Regions from separate parts of the Homo sapiens genome. Here region 1 is linked to region 2. The links are chromatin loops, found by intact Hi-C in ENCODE. Cell type or tissue: Caco-2. All regions are shown on one strand. Each heading gives the region's core, and the rest is flanking DNA. Links, peaks and the distances in the headings are about the cores only.

What was found. A loop is a pair of places that touch in the nucleus more often than their neighbours do. Peaks named below come from ENCODE experiments on the same cell type or tissue, not always from the same donor. Only the 100,000 strongest peaks of a DNase experiment are listed, where the experiment ranks them.
Region 1: it touches region 2 in a loop (4-fold over the local background); 32 of 110 quality-filtered maps call a loop at or near these places.

What each region holds. Positions count from the first base shown.
Region 1 is chr4:182,923,779-182,926,707 of GRCh38, forward strand. No RefSeq gene overlaps it. Among named protein-coding and RNA genes, the nearest start is that of DCTD, 7.9 kb to the left of the region's middle. RefSeq lists a silencer at 1,585-1,787. In Caco-2, for the core only: CTCF peaks have their summits at 1,684 and 1,884; a DNase peak (open chromatin) is centred at 1,683.
Region 2 is chr4:182,477,258-182,480,186 of GRCh38, forward strand. All of the region lies in intron 3 of TENM3 (teneurin transmembrane protein 3), which reads left to right. Among named protein-coding and RNA genes, the nearest start is that of TENM3, 240 kb to the left of the region's middle. In Caco-2, for the core only: a CTCF peak has its summit at 1,350 (motif pointing right); no DNase peak of the experiment used is centred there.

The DNA.
Region 1 (2,929 bases), core at 239-2,738, 450 kb after region 2:
TACTATTCGACCCGTGTTGAAATCCCAGGGATAACATTGCCTTTCAGATAAAGTTTGACCATCATATTACCCACACACAAAAAAGCATCACATGAAATAAAGAAACAGGAGCATGTGGTACACCCTCCAGGACTGGAGAAGAAGGTGGCTTGGTCTGGGTTAGAGACTGATAGCTAAAAACTAAGTCTGGCTGCTGAAAACTAGCCATATCTACTCAATAATGCACATGTCCCCATGGAAACTCCTTATCTTGCCTTCCACTCCGTTAAGTTTTCATATTCATGGCTCCCTGTGAAACCTAGAGAAGTATATTTCTTGAAAGTCTTGGTTAGTAGCCTGTTCACTTCCTTGCTATTCTCATGGCAAAGTACCAACGACGTGTGTCGGCAAAGAGCGAGATAGTGAGTTTACATTTTAGAGTGTAATTTCCTTATGAAGCCATCCGTTTTGTTTGTAACAGTCTGACCGTTCTAACCAGCTTCTAGGAGCCAGGCGCCAGGACAGAGGAAAAGAACTTCATTTTATTAAAATGGTGGCAAATTCGATTAGCGATTTCAGTGGCACATTAAGCAGGTTATTATTAGACAGAACTGACATTTCACATGCAGGCATATTCTTTACTTGAAAGTCAAGTGTCATTCAAAAGAGGGAGAAATTATTTAGGATTTTTGAAAACCTCAAAGAAATCCCCTGAAAACCTCTCCTTATAAATGCCTCCACCTGTTGAGGAGTCAGGGCTAGAACTGATGACTTTGATTTCTCCTTGATGCAAACAATGATACCAGAATGGAATGGCTCTGGGGAGTGCTCATAAGCAGTGGTCAGGAAAGTGGATTCTCCTTCTACATCCGTAGCTGGACCCCAGTGCTGACGGGCCTCGCCGAAGGGCGGTGTGATTCATTCACAGGGCACACCACAGAGAACTGCCCCTTCCTCCATCCAAACAGAATCATCCTCCTGCTGTATATACAGATATTGCAGCAGTCACTGAGATACTTGAAGAGTTTTTCACTGCGTCTGCCTTTGGAGGTACACATTTGGCTCGGCAGAAGCTAAACATTTTTAAGAGCACAGTAAGAAATAGGCCAGAAAACATGAAAGCTTTATAGCTTTTTAGAAAACTTGATGGTCTTGCTGGTACAGCTCCCTATGATATGGTTCAGTTGTAATAGCAATGGAAAGTGTATCAGTGCAAGCTGCTGATGAAACATCAGAAAATGTAGCCAAGGGTCTTTTAAACACATTCAAGAACTGTTCTTTTGAACTGTGCCTCTTAGCCTTGGAAAACCTCTTCAAGATTTTAAACAGGGCCCCTGGATGAACTATAGAGTGAGAACCTGAAATTATCTTGTGCACTGGAATCAATATCAAGCAATATTTTCTCTTTGAGAGAAATTCAATCTGACAGAAGGGAGTAGGAGCAATAAGGAAACTGGGACCCTGGCTGAAATGCTTGCCTGAGAAACACGCGGCAAAGCAGTACAAATTAGGTGATGTCACTAAAGTCAGAAAACCATAGTGACAGAATAAAATGTTATCTGAGCTTCAGAATACTTCATTATCACTACCACAGGTCACTAAGCTTCACAAAATGCATCCATCAGCCTTGATAGCCATTTGGAGGCCGCCGCTGGTAGCTAGATGGCGCAGCAGCGGAACACAGCCCCTCCACCTCAGGAGACCAGGGTGCAGCAGAGGCCTGGGCGCACAGAGCAAAGTTTGTTAGTCTCAAAGTGCTCTCTAGTGGCCATATGAACATAAAATTATCTGAAGCAGGGAGTCACTTGGGGAGAGGATTTAGAATTAAAGGGCTGTTGCCGAGCCTGTAATCCCAGCTATTCCAGAGGCCGAAGAGAGAGGATTGCTTGAGCCCAGGAGTTCGAGACCAGCCTGGGCAACACAGCGAGACCCTACCTCTAAAAAGTTCAATTTTTTTTTTAAAGATTAATTTTGGAAAGCAAGGTAGAGTCGCTTTCCACTGCAATCTACATCTCCTGGATCTGGGGGAACAGTTTATGAGCAACTTGCCTTTCCCAACTATTGTGCTGCTACCCATAAAACACTTATAAATTATTAAACTCAGCTGTGTGATTTCTAGACTGGATATTAGAGGTTTCTCAAATTCATGGGGAAGCATTTAGGTTTAAATTCATCCTTGCAGATTTCTAGGAGTTTCATTCATGAAGGGTATTTCTGAGTAGACGGTGAGGTACATTTATCCTGTCCATCTGTGTGACATGCAGAAGCTCTGTGCTGTGATCCAAAGCCACCTTGGCTGTAAATGTAACTGTTTAGGGAATGTGATAAGAGCCAGCTGCTAAGCTTGGTGGGAGGAAATCATTTCTGAAGCACCCACATATTCCAGGTACAGTCTCTTATTTTATCACTAGTATTCATTCAATCCTCACAAAAACCTTCTGGTGTAGGAATCATTATCTCTCTTTTTTTTCTTTTGGCCCCCAGATAAGGCAGGGGTTTACAAACTTTACATGTAAAGGACCAGAGAGTAACGATTTTAGGCTTCGAGGGTCACACGGTCTCTGCGTCTCTGCAGTGTGTGTGCATCTACTCAATTCTGCTGTTGTAAAGAGCTGTCAAGGACATCAACAAATGAGAGTGGCTATAGCCAACCAAACTTTATTTATGGACTCTGAAATGTGAATTTCGTCTAATTTTCACATGCCTCAAAATATTGTTCTTTTCTTGGTTTCATTTCAACCATTTAACAATGTAAAAACCATCCTTCCCTCAAGGGCCATGCAAACATGGGCAGGGAGGCCGTGCAAACACAGTGGCCTGTGCCAGCCAAGGCAACAGTTAGTTGTCAAGTTTGCCGAGTCCTGTGATGAGGAACCAGAATCCCAGTTTGCAAGTCAGTACGTGGTGGCCTCAGTAGTCCAAACAGCTGACTGTGGCCCAGGTTGAACTG
Region 2 (2,929 bases), core at 101-2,600:
CCTTGGGTAGAAAGAGCCTTGTATGAGCATCCTGGGTGACTGTTTTCTGAGTTTTACCCGGAAGGAAGTGTGAAGACACTGTCTTCCGTCTTTTGCCGTCATCAGCGTTCCACCTTCATTGAGACCCTGCAAGACCCTGGCAGCCTTGGCTTCCAGGCATGGTTTACACCATGTGAAAGCAAACAAGTAAACACAAATATCAAGCCTAAATTTATTTTTTATGGTCACAGAGTTCCTAAAGGTTAAAAACTTTCAGAATGGGTCTGCATAGGGCCCTCCCACCGGCCTCCTGAATCCCTCCTCCAGTGACTTTCCTGTCAGGTTTATAATGTCTTTTCGTTCTTTATTTCTTGATTGCATTCTATGATTTTCCCCTAAGACAAGCTGTATGATTAAATTACCCAAGTTTCCAGGATTATACTTTTCTTTACATAGCACAAGCTGTTTAATACATTTTGTATCTGAGATGCAACAAATCACATCTGAGATACACAGATAAACAGCAGTTCATCTACTTTATTTTTTAATACTTATTTTTAATAATCAAATAAAATCATACTTTATGTCTTTAAATCATATTTTTAATTACAGAAAGTGAATATTGAAAAACAAAGTAAAAAATAATGAATAAAATTATGCAGATGCTCTGGAAAATACCTGGAGAGAACCTGTGACTAATTTGGTACAAAGCAGAACAAATGTTAATTTAGTTATAGATTATATATACTTTTATATCATACCAATTGTCAATTTTACACATAGTGAGAACTGTTTCAACTGTAAAATGTCTTTCAGGAACAAATCTGAATATTAATTTAGCTTACTTGTTTCTGTGGAACTTAAACACTTTTGCACTTTTCTTTAGAATTTTGAATTTTAAAAAATTAAAAATAACTTTTGTAATTGAGGTAATAATCCTCATTTGTAGTGTTGAAAATATTATTTTCATACTACTCTCATTCTTTAAAAATAAACACTAAAAATAACCAGTCCAGTAAAATTAAAGAATTAGTCAAATTTTTTCTAATGTCATGTGAAAATTTATTGACTATTTTATTTTTTGAAATATTAGTGCCATTGTAGTGCCAGTTAAAATATTTAATGGTTGATGTACGGTACTTTGCTAATATTCATTCTGCTTATGTCATTCTTATAATATTTTTAGGAAAAAAATTTGAGTTTCATATGTAGAGTTTTTTTTTTAATAATTAATCTCCTGTAAAGAAGTGTGCCATATGGTGTAAAATTTTGCTGTACTATTTTTCAAGATTTTTTTGTAGCCCTCACCGTGAGTCTTCCCAATCACAGGCTTTCATCCTTATACAGTGACTTGACTCTTTGCCACTAGAGGGCAGTAAAAAAATTTATATGTTAATAAATATACCATTGTAGCATTTTTTTAGGCTTTTGTACTATTGTTCTAGAATATCAACCCTGGAAAGTTTATCTAGATGTCTGCTCTTCAACCAGAAAGGAAATACACAAACCTGGGTAAATTTATCTTCAAATCTTTATGGATTATACTTAAATTTTGTGTTGGTTATATTAAAACTAGTTATGATATTATAGATAAAATATTATTTAATCATGCAGAGTTTCTAGAAATGTATGGTTTTAAAGTACTCCTTTTGTTTTATTAGGGTGGGGATTATTTTAGGAATGGAAGACTTTTATGATTGATGGTTGTTGGCTAAATTTTATTGGATAGATTCTTATTTGGTACATTTTATTTACTAGTATATTTTACTTGAAGGAATGTTTGTCTTTTAAAATGTTTTTCAATTTTTTGAAAATTGTAGTTGGAAACTAAAAGATTCAGTACGTAAAATACTTTGGACCCAATACTTGTCATAATTTTCCTTAACAATATAGTTAAGTGTTCAGTTTAGTTTCCTGTTAGACACAAAATACAGTCTTTTAGCTTGGCAAGTTAAAAGTCTGTAATTTTCAGAAGTGGGTAGAATTACTGAGGGATAGAAATGTTAAAATTTTCTAATGATACTATACATGTTTATAATTTATTTAGTTCTGTGATGAAATACCAAAGACCACTTTTATGGATTAGTCAGGCTACGTTTTTATATTAACTTACCTTTTTATTTATTTTATTTTAATATAAATAAATTCATGAATTTGACGATTATAAATATATTTATTATAGTCAGCCCATCATCCCCAGAACACTGCAGCCTAAACTCAGGCTTATGAGTACTTAATTACTAAATTGGAAAGTGTAGCATCTTGTTAAAACAGCAAGGCTTATGATATCGAATGTGTAATTTTGAAGAAATGAGGAATGCCATTTGTTTTTATTAAGCTGGGATTTGAGTGTTTGAAGAAAGCATTGAGGGAGGCATTTCTTTAGAAACTGAAGTAATAATCCTCATTTGTAGTGTTGAAAATACTATTTTTACAGTACTCTGACTCTTTATAAATAACCATAGGATCTACTGATAAATTGTTTTTTGTCATTTTCCATTCTATGGAGAATTCTACGTAACTTCAAAATTAGAAGTAAATATTTTTGATCTCTTAATGGAGTATAATTTTCTTGTGAGGGAAAACCCAATATATATTGATTTAGGATTTCTGAGATATAAGAACCTTTTTTATGATATTGATATTCTGTAAAAACAAATAAACGGATGGAATTATAAAGTCTTTTTCCCTGAAGTGTTGCCTGCACGTTTAGAAAATAAATGTATTTAGAAAAGACAAAAGTAAAGAATAGTTATTTTTTTTCACATAATCTATTAATATATTGTATTCTTCCTTGGGTATGATGGATAGCAACAGGAAGTATTTGATTATAGTTTCAAAAATTGTATCAACAGTATTCTGTTTTGAGAATTACGATCTATATTATTGTAGAATTTTAAAAGTGGTTTTCCAGATATCACATTTTTAATCTCTCTGAGCTGTGTGGAAG